2 separate regions of the Homo sapiens genome follow, and region 1 is linked to region 2. Evidence: chromatin loops called from intact Hi-C (ENCODE). Cell type or tissue: Caco-2. All regions are shown on one strand. Links, peaks and the distances in the headings refer to the core of each region. The heading gives the core; the rest is flanking DNA.

Region 1 (5,388 bases), core at 167-5,166, 66 kb before region 2:
ATAAAATAAAAATGTAAGTATAAACTACTTTTGCTTCTCTAAAAGTCTATTCATAATTTTTAATTTGGTGTAAATTTTCTAGTATTCTTTTCTTTTTGCAATACAAATTTATATTTCTTACACTCCATAATTTTTAACAACCATAATGAATCAGGTACAATATTTAAAGCTTTTATGATTTTTTTTTAACTAAGAAATTTTAAAACACACATGCCCACCCACCCCAAGTGTTCCATACAAAGACATCTCCACGTGGCTTTCTTTCTCAGGAAGTTAGTCAAAACCGTACAGCTGCATGGGGCAAGTGGATAAGAGAGGAAAACAGAAGTTGCAGATGCTGAAATTGTAGCATACGGCATTAACTTTTGGTTTTTTATCTTGTTTTTTGTTTTGCTACCAAGTTACTCATTATATTGAGCATTTTTCAGTACCCTTAAAGTAAAACAATTCAACCCCTTGTGAACTGAAGGTAGGCTGTTTTGTGTTCCAGGAAATAAATAAGGCACTGCTCTCCAGTCTATTTCCCTTCACCTAACTGTTATGTCCTGGTAGGGTTTATTCTCTCATCAAATATTTACTGAATGTGCCAGGAACTGGGGTTACATATGAATAAAACTTAGGCCCAGGTCTCAAGGAGTTTACAGTCTAAAAGGGAAGACAGACATAAAAATACACACACACAGGCCCATAATCCATTACCCTAAACCCTAGGGCCAGATATATTTCAGAATTTGGAAGTTTCCAGGTTTTAGAAAGGTACATTCATTGTATTGGCATAACACCAAAACCAGACCCCAGAGCAGCACCCACAGAGTCAAGAATTAAAATTTCTGAAGCAAAATGTAAAGCATGTTCATATGAGGTAGGAAAAAAAGAGACTAAGAACCTATAACCCCAGCACTTTGGGAGGCCGAGGCAGGCGGATCACTTGAGGCCAGGAGTTCGAGACCAGCCTGGCCAACATGGTGAAACCCCATCTCTACTAAAAATACAAAAATCAGCCGGGCATGGTGGTGTGAGCCTGTAGTCCCAGCTACTTGGGAAGCTGAGGCATAAGAATCGCTTGAACATGGGAGGCGTAGGTTGCAGTGAGCGGAAGATTGCACAACTGCACTCCTGACTGGCAAAAGAGCAAGTCTATCTCAAAAAAAAAACAAAAACAGACTAAGCAATAGCTTCATGTTGTTATAGTTCAGGTCACACTGTGCCACCAAATGAGTTCAGGTCATATAAGGTTTTGCCACTAAATTATTTGTGAAAAGGAAAAAAAAACCTGTAGTTTTCAAGAGTATTTGGTATTTCTAAATTGTTAAGAGACTGACCTGTAATACACATGAGGAGGACTGCCTGGCACAAAGGCAGGATAGGCCAGGCGCAGTGGCTCATGCCCATAATCCCAGCACTTTGGGAGGCTGAGGTGGGCAGATCACTTGAGGCCAGGAGTTCAAGACCAGCCTGGGCTACATGGCAGGTATCCATCTCTACAAAAAAAAAAATTAAAAAATTACCCAGGTGTGGTGGCATTTGCCTGCAATCCCAGTGCTTTGGGAGGTCGAGGCAGGAAGATCACTCGAGCCCTGGAGGTCGAGGCTGCAGTGAGCTACGATTGTGCCACTGCACTCTAGCCTGGGCGACAGAGTGAGACCTCATCTCAAAAAAAAAGAAAAAGAAAAGGCAGGATTACCCCGAACTTAAAAAGTACCAACTAGGAGTTAGCCAACTAAGAGATAACATTTACTGAGCATTTATTACGTGTATGTACACAACTCTGTGTAGTAACTCTTTATTTAGTTCTCAAAACAACCTCAGAAGGTAGGTACCAGTATCATTCTCATTCCACAGACGAGGAAACTTTACACATGGAGGTTATGGACCTTAGCCAAGTTCACACAACCTAATGGAGCCAGAGATGACTACTTACAGTGTGACCCCGGAAATTCTTTAACTACTCTAAGTCTCCATTCCTTCATCTGTGCAGTGGGGATCTCTACCCCTATGGGATTGTTTTGGGAATTAAATAATACACATTTTTTAATGTCTTGGGAAATTTAAGTCAATTTGGCCCAGCAAGGGAAATATATGAAGAAGCTATAGCCATGAACACTACTCAGGCTAATATCTACAGTGATTAATTGACAGATCTAATAGTACAGTGCTCTAAACAAAAATGGAAAAAGAAATGACCAGAAGGAAGGCCTTTCTTGGCCTTATGCTGCAATTTAACTACTTCTTCCTCTACTGAACTCCTTAAGAAGCATTGGGGCAACTGTTGGTAAAGGCTGTGTTTTATTTTCTGGGAGAGGACTAAAACAATCCATGAGCACTGTTTCATTTGCACCAGGACTCTCCTATTGAGGGGTAGAGGAGAGTGGTTTCAAAGGGGGAGAGAGAATAGAAGAAAACAACCAGTTATTTGAAGGGCTTTCTCAAACTACATCCACATCCTGAAGATTTAAATACTTGCCCCACCTCATTAGCAGCACCTGACTCTGTGGCCCATCCCCCACCCTAAGGCCTTGACTCTTCAAGTGTGTAAGGGCGGAACCAGGGTTGATAACCACTAATTTAACCAAACAGTTTCAATCTGTGGTTCTCAGAGTGTGGGGACCAGCAGCATCAGCATCACGTAGAAACCTGTTAGAAATGCAAATTTATAAATCCCTTCCCAGGACTACAGACTCGGAAACCTTGAGGGTAGAGCCCAGCAATCTGTGTTTTAGCAAGTCTTCACGGTGAGTCTGAAGCTCTCTAGAGTTTGAGATCCACTGGTCTAAGCTCTTATTTACACAAGCAGTTTAACATCGTGTGATTGGAGGAAAGTTCAAGAACGTGTGTTCATGCAGTAATCACTTCCTAAAAATCACTAAACTGGCACTTTTATAATCTTCCTGATCAGATAAAACATCTAAATCCTTACACATAAAGACATCTGTGAAAGGAAAATAAATCTTGGAACCCCAGACTCACTAAGCCTAAAGGAAAAGTCAAGCTGGGTCATGCAAACCTGCCTCCCATTATGGTTCCTAGATAAGATGGCTACAAAGATGAAAAGCTACACACCTCCCTCACACTTGGCCCCTGAAGAAATCCTTGTGGGCCCCGAGATCTCTACCCTAAAGCAGTTCTGTTGAAGGTCACCAAGGCAATGTGAATTGATAGCTTATCTTCACAGGCGTGGGGACATAGGACAGGACTCAAAATCATCCCTCCACTCACCTGAGACAAATGTATATCTCACTGCTTCTTCTGCTGTATTTGTCTATGTTGTCTTATGTAAAAATACAGATTCGCTGATTCAGACAAAGGCATGAATGTTTTCCCCTACCGATTTCTCATATGAAAATTGTGTATTTCCCAATATCCTGCCCTTTCTCCTTTAAATACTGAAGCCCTCAAAATCATCTTCAGAGAAAGGCATAGACCTGCCTCCCAGGCACATATCCTTAACTTTGGCAAATAAACCTCACGAAATAATTGAGACTTGCCTCAGATATTTTCTTTGATTTACACATTAAAAGGAATATAGATTTTAAAACATTATTCTTGTTCTTAATTCATTTTAAAGCAAAATAACTTCCCATATGTGAACTGTGATAAGATTTTGAATTTTTTTCTAAAGAATGGCTTCAGAAAGGGCAAAGAAGTTCCTATATAAATTGCAATTTTCTCAACACTCCCAACTTAAAATATTTGTACACAGAAATCATTAACAATTAATTCCTTGACATATTTCAGGTGTTATCTTCTCTTTCCTTGAGGGAAACAATTCCTCAAACAGAACTATGATTTTTGGGGGGCAGCTATACCTCCTTTGGTCTTACTTTACTCTTGAAGAAATATAAGAATGAAATAAATACCCAGGTCAGGAAGGACAGGCTTAGTTAGGAACCAAGCTGTCTTCTTTTATCTTGAAATATTCATGCTACCTGAAAAAAGAGACACTTGAGACATTTTTTAAAAAATTAAGACTTAAATGAATTAATCTTTGTTAAAGTAGCAAAGTACATGAGAAAATACCAAGAAAATAGTGTTTCATGTATTTTGGGAATTAAAAAGGGACTTAGATTCTGAAATGCCAGCTGACTTTTACATGTTTTATTATTTTTTTCAAGAACTTGTGATTACGTTTTCTGAACAAGGCACAATGTCATCAGTCGATATAGGCACAAATTGACCAAGAAGAAAAACAAGTTATTTCTCCATGTATCATAAATGGATCCATTTGGGGTGAACACGGTTAATAATTAGGGGTTATGACATTGAACAGGATATGTCATCAATGCAGAATCTAAACAGGGATGGTAAATTCCATTACCCAGTAAACTTTCATGCATAAAAATAAAAAATGAATAGGAATTCATGGAATTAAAACCTAATGCAGAGTACATGTGTTAAGTATAGTGTTGATATGTTTCTATTCTTTCGGTGTATTTTTTAAAAATTCCTATATATATAGATAGATAGAGAGAGAGAGAGAGAGAGAGATACAATAGCAGCTTGAAATGAGTAAGTTTAAACTCTTTTCCAGTCAACATTTTGGGAAGGTTTTCAAAAGGATTTTCTTCTGCATTGTTCCTATTATTTTCACCTATACTCCTAAAAGTACATAAGAAATGAGTATTATTTTGACCTACTGTCAATCTAAATCATCATGTGATTCCTTCTTCCACTCAACAAACACGTATTTGACACCTACCCTGTGCTAGGCACAGAAACCCACCCCATCAGAAACATTCATCCATTGGAAAAACAGGTAAGTAACTATACAGCCATGCATCACTTAACGATGGGAATATGCTCTGAGAAACACGTCCTTAGGCAATTTCATCACTGTGCAAACATCATAGGGTGTCCTTACACACACCTAGATGGTATTGCCTACCATACACCTAGGCTCTATAGCATATAGCCTATTGCTCCTGGGCTACTAACCCGTACTGCATACTCAACACTGCAGGCAATTTTAACACCATGGTAAATATTTGTGTATCTAAACATATCTAAATATAGAAAAGACAGTAAAAACATGGTAAAGCCAGGCATGGTGGCTCATGCCTGTAATTCTAGCAATTTTGGAGGCCAAGGCAGGTGGACCACCTGAGGTCAGGAGTTCAAGACCAGCCTGGCCAACATGGTGAAACCCTGTGTTTACTAAAAATACAAAAACAAACAAACAAACAAAAATTAGCCAGGCTGGGTGGCCGGCGCCTGTAATCCCAGCTACTTGGGAGACTGAGGCAGGAGAATCGTTTGAACCCGGGAGGCAGAGGTTGCAGTGAGCCAAAATCACACTACTGCACTCCAGACTGGGTGATAGAGTGAGACTCCATCTCAAAAAAAAAAAAAAAAATTGGGACCATCACCCTATATACAGTCAACTCACTGACT
Region 2 (5,388 bases), core at 131-5,130:
CTTTATGCCACATGTTTCTCTTGTAAACTTATTCTGAGCTATTTTTTCTTTTCTTTTTTTTTTTTTTTTTTTTTTTGAGAGGGAGTTTTGCTCTGTCGCCCAGGCTGGAGTGCAGTGTCACCATCTCGGCTCACTGCAACCTCCACCTCCTGAGTTCAAGCGATTCTCCTGCCTCAGCCTCCCAATTAACTGGCATTACAGGCACCCGCCACCATGCCTGGCTAATTTTTGTATTTTAGTAGAGACAAGGTTTCACTATGTTGGCCACGCTGCTCTCGAACTCCTGACCTCAAGTGATCTGCCCACCTCAGCCTCCCAAAGTGTTGGGATTACAGGCATGAGTCACTGCGCCTGGCCTGTTCTGAGCTACTTTTATGTTTTGGTTGCCACCGTGAACAACATCATCTTCATCATCATATTTTCTAGTGTGCTATTGCTGCTATGTTTACTTAATGAATAAAGGGGATAATTGAGTAGGCAATGGTAGCCTGTAGTCTATCTTTCTGGTGGTCTTTGATATTTAAGCCTTTGGAAAAAAATACCCTGAACATCAGTAAAATCTTCTGATTAGGTGGTATATGTAGACCTCAGAATAAAATATAGTCATTTAAATCAGAGATTAAAACTCAGAGTCCCATGTATATGCATTTGTTTTTATTTTCATTTTTAATTTACTTTTTTAGAGATAGAGCCTTGCTCTGTCATCCAGGCTAGAGTGCAGTGGTATGATCATAGCTTACTGTAACCTCAAACCCCTGGGTTCAAGCCGTCCTCCCACTTCAGCCTCCCAAGTAGCTAGGACTATAGGCACATGCCAAGATGCTGGTTAATTTCTTCTTATTGTACAGATGGGTTGCTCTGTTGCCTAGACTGCTCTCAAACGCCTGTCCTCAAGTGATCCTCCCACCCAAAGGTTCTGAGATTATGGGGGTGAGCCCCTGTGCCCAGCCTGAATTTATCAAATGGTGCATTTAAGATTTGTACATTCCACTGTATGTATATTTTACCTAAAAAAACCCATAAATATTGAACAAAGAATGATAAGCATGCTGAAGTATTTAGAGGTATAGTGGTAAAACATACTGATTTCTGAAACTTACTTTGAAGTACAAAAAAATAAGATGGATCAATGGATGGACAGAAGGATAAACAGATGAGTAGTATGTAATAATGCAGATACAGCAAAATATTCATTATAGAATCTAGGTGGCGAATATATGAATAGTCACTAAATTTGATCTACTTTTTGGAATGTTTAAACTTTCACGATAAAATATTAGAAAAAAATTCCAATTATTAACTACATCATCCATTAAAGTATGCTGGTCTTCAATAGCTGGTCGTTATGTCCATGGCTTTATCTCCAACAAAGACAGCCTCTGTCATACTGAGATGTGGCCAGCCATTTGTTCTCTAGCGGTGAATTAAGAACAGCTTTGATTTTCTGTTCCATTTGTTTCTATTCCAAGACCCTTATAATTAAGACTGTTGGAAGCATGATGTCACAGCTCCCAGTGTTATCTAGTGCCAGCAAGTAGTCCCAAACATAGGCTTCAGCCTTCATGGTGGGTTGGCTTATTATTCAAATACAAGGTTGCAAACCTACATGGTTGCATTCAAAGGATTAAATTAAAGGGCAGTGGCCTTAAATTGTGGAATGAATCACAAGCCAAACTTGTTTGATCTGTTTTCCATTTGCTCAAAGCCAAGATTCAAAATACTACTCCTGAGCCTCTGCATTGCTTTCTTTTGCTTGTAAGATGGATAATAGATAAAGCTAGGTTGAACTAAACAGGGGAATGGCTCTGAGTTCTGAACTCCCAGATCGTTCCAAGCAGACTTTTTCCCCATGTCATCATAGTCAGTTTCCAGGGATGAGTGGGACAGTCAAGTTTTTATAACTGCTTTCCTTTAGTATTATAATCTTTTTCATTCTTCTCAAATCAAAATTCTGAATTTTCTAGTACAGCTTGCTTTTTCGTGAGTCTGCTTTTTTTAAAAAATGGATTATTTTCTGCAGCTATCTCACATAGGAGAAAAAGGTAAAGTTTTATAAAAATAACTATATATCACCTTCTCCCATCTCTCCCACAGGCCTGATACTGTGTAAAATATGTCATGGGCAGAAAATATATATTCTGAATATATATGATTTTCTTTTGTCTTACTTTTGGCTACTTCTCTGAAGTTGTAAACAAAAGGACATGCTGATCCAGTGTTTAGGACCTGCTAAAAGGTTGTGAAACTCTTTGTGACTCTAAGCCCATCTCCCACCTCCAGCCTATAGATAAGATGAGGAATGTTGGGGATAAGAATCACTTTTGGAAATAGTTATTAGAACACCATGCATTGAAATCTTTCTATCCCACCCCCAGCTTTAGTGAGATAAGGAGCTCTAACAGACCATTTCAGAGAGCTTGCCATATCTCTGCAGGTATTTGGAGGACACAGAGACTAACTTGCTCCCAGATAAGACTAAAGATAAGAGCTGCCCCTGATAATAGAGTGAGGAGTGAAGGCTATAGTGGAAAGAGCAAGCATTTTCAGAATTCAGTGGTGGTAAAAGTCTGAGTATTTCTAGTGGACCAGACCGGACACTGCAGTAGGTGGCCTGTGTGAGCTTTCTTAAGGCATCTTCATTCTAGAGGTCTGTCTGCCTGACAAGATGACCCTAAGAGAAACTGGCTCTGGGGTGTAGAGCCAGAAGCAGGAGCTCTGGGAACAGTTGTGGGGTCAGCTGGAGGATGCTTGCCCACATCAAGGAATTGTGTAGTGGGAGATTCTGGCAGGGAGTCTTCAAACAACTAAAACCATTGCTTCAAACCATTGCTCTTTCCTCCCTACCAAAAGAATAGTGTGTCCCAGAAGAGGCTGATCCTTCAACCTAGGTCCCAAAGTCAAGAGCACATGAAGCTGATCCACAGCTAACCTGCAGTGAACAGCAACAGTCTAGGAGAGAAGGAGCCAGCACCTGTTACAGGCCTATACCAATACGGCATCAGTAAACAGAGCAACTGGAGGAAGATGTAGAACAAGTAGAGGAAAGCAGACCCTCTCATCGCAAAGCTCCAAACGTAGATCTGATTGAGAGCTATGGAAGAGAGAAGGAGCTTTAAACTGAATGAGAGATTAAAGCTTGGATTTTGATAAAATTGAGCTTCTTAAGTCATGAAGATGAAACTGTGTGACAGATAGTACCTCGGAATTTAAAGAAAAACTTTTAGATCTGCATCAGATAATATCCAGAGTCAGAGAAGGGAAGAAGGGAATAACATTCATGTAGATTTGAAAGACAGTGAGAAAAATATGTCTATTTAATAATTTTACCTTACGAAATTCAGCTGGCTTATAATGATGATATATAAAGAGCATACAAAATATACATATCCACAGGAATTTAGAGCTGAGGTGGATTTTATTCCTGCTCTCAATGAGTCGGTGTCTCTCCATGTGAAAGAATTATACTTATTTACCCACTGACATGACAACTTGATTCTGTTATTTGCTTCAGTAGTATGTGTCTATATAATGAGTGGAGTGCTGGACGACACGTTCCAGCAAAAGCTTTAAGAGTCATCATATGACTTCATCATTGCTCTTTTCTCCCTACTAAAAGAATAGCATGTCCCAGACAGAGGCTGATCCTTCAAACTACGTCCCAAAGTGAAGAGCACATGAAGCTGATCCACAGCTAACCTACAGCCAACATGAAATATGAGTGAGAAATAAGTCTTTGTTGTTGCTGTGTTTGTAAGCCACTGAGATTTCGAGGGTGTTTGTTACTGCTGCACAGCTAACCTAAGCTGATTTACATAAGCAATATTTGGCAAAATTAAGATACAGGTTTATTAAAAAGTTGAATAGCAGTATAGAAATATCACAAGCTGCCGGGCGCGGTGGCTCACGCCTTTAATCTCAGCACTTTGGGAGGCCGAGGCAGGAGGATCGCTTGAGCTTAGGCATTTGAAACCAGCCTGGGTAACATGGTAAAACCCTGTGTCAATATAAAAAAATTAGCCAGGCATGGTGGTACATGCCTGTAGTCCCTGCTACTTGGGAGGCTGAGGTGGGAGGATCACCTGAGCCCAAGAAGTGGAGGCTGCAATGAGCTGAGATTGTGCCACTGCACTCCAGCCTGGGCGATGAAGTGAGACCCTGTCTCCAAAAAAAGAAAAGAAAGGAAAAAAAGGAAAATTACTCTAAAACACTAGCAGTATTTATCTTTGAGTGATGGGATTGTGAGTGATGTTTAAAATGTGTTCTTTTGCTTATCTGATACAGAGAGGGAAAAAATATTTTAAAATAAAAAATACAAACAAAAGGGAGGAGAAATACACATAAATTAAAGGAACAGGAAGAAAACAAGTTTTGGTGATAGCAATGACAATGAAAAAGAAAGGATGGCACAAGAGGCTTTATAAAAGAAAACTTGAACGAACTTAGTTCACTAGCCCCTGAAACTCTCTGGGGCTTCAGAATTCATTCACACTGAAGCAATTTTCAGTCAACAAACTGTTTAGATTATTGAAGTCAGTTACTTTCTTCATGCTTCTCAAATCCTAGTTCCATACTCTCATCCTCATTAATACTCATTCCTTTGTTATTCTCTCTCTCATTTTTTTCTATATTACCCTCTGTAATTCTCTATTTAAATAAGCTCTTGGATTTCCTTCCCCTTATCTTACAATCTGTTGCTCACTCCCTAAAGAACATAGCACCTTGTAGTTAATGATGCTGAACAGATATTTGTTGAATGAATGCTTCTCTGTAGTGTAACTCCACCTGATTCCCTCCTCATAGCTCCTCAGCCTCCAACCTGTTGCTTCTCCTTCTGTGTTCCCATTCTGAGGAAATAGTACCAACACCCACCCAGCGGACCAAACTAAAACTAGAAATCTGAGAGTACTGTAGAGTCGCCATCCATCTGCCAAGTCTTATTAGTTCTGTTTCCTTCATGCATCGTAAATAAGTTTTCTTCCCTTTATCCTTTCTGCCACTACCCTAGTTTAGACTTTCCTCATTGCTCCCCTAAATTATTGCACTAGTCTTGCCTCTGCTTTTTTCTTCCTTCAGCTCTTCCATTCTTTGACCAATGTCCAGGCTGATCTTTTCAAAATGAGATTCCGATGATATTATCACACAGTTTTATTAATAAATCCTTTGAAGTGTTCCCAGAGGGTTCACTGAAAGGGAGAAAGAAAAAGACAGGAAGGTAGGAAGGAAGGAAGGAAGGAAGGGAAGAAGGAGGAAGGAAGGAAGGAAGGAGAAAAGAAAAGAAAGGCTTGTAGCATAGCATGGTGAGTAGACAAAATTCATTGTCATCAGGTCTCTGTCTCTTTATCTGCCAAACTGTGACACTCCAGGCATATTGAAAAATCCGTAGTTGTT

What was found. A loop is a pair of places that touch in the nucleus more often than their neighbours do. Peaks named below come from ENCODE experiments on the same cell type or tissue, not always from the same donor. Only the 100,000 strongest peaks of a DNase experiment are listed, where the experiment ranks them.
Region 1: a loop joins it to region 2, with 4 times the contacts of the local background. A loop is called at or near these places in 1 of 110 quality-filtered maps.

Annotation. Positions count from the first base shown.
Region 1 is chr3:179,436,419-179,441,806 of GRCh38, forward strand. All of the region lies in intron 1 of GNB4 (G protein subunit beta 4), which reads right to left. Among named protein-coding and RNA genes, the nearest start is that of GNB4, 12 kb to the right of the region's middle. In Caco-2, for the core only: no CTCF peak of the experiment used is centred there; no DNase peak of the experiment used is centred there.
Region 2 is chr3:179,502,176-179,507,563 of GRCh38, forward strand. It overlaps a transcript of GNB4 not described here. Among named protein-coding and RNA genes, the nearest start is that of GNB4, 53 kb to the left of the region's middle. In Caco-2, for the core only: no CTCF peak of the experiment used is centred there; a DNase peak (open chromatin) is centred at 2,426.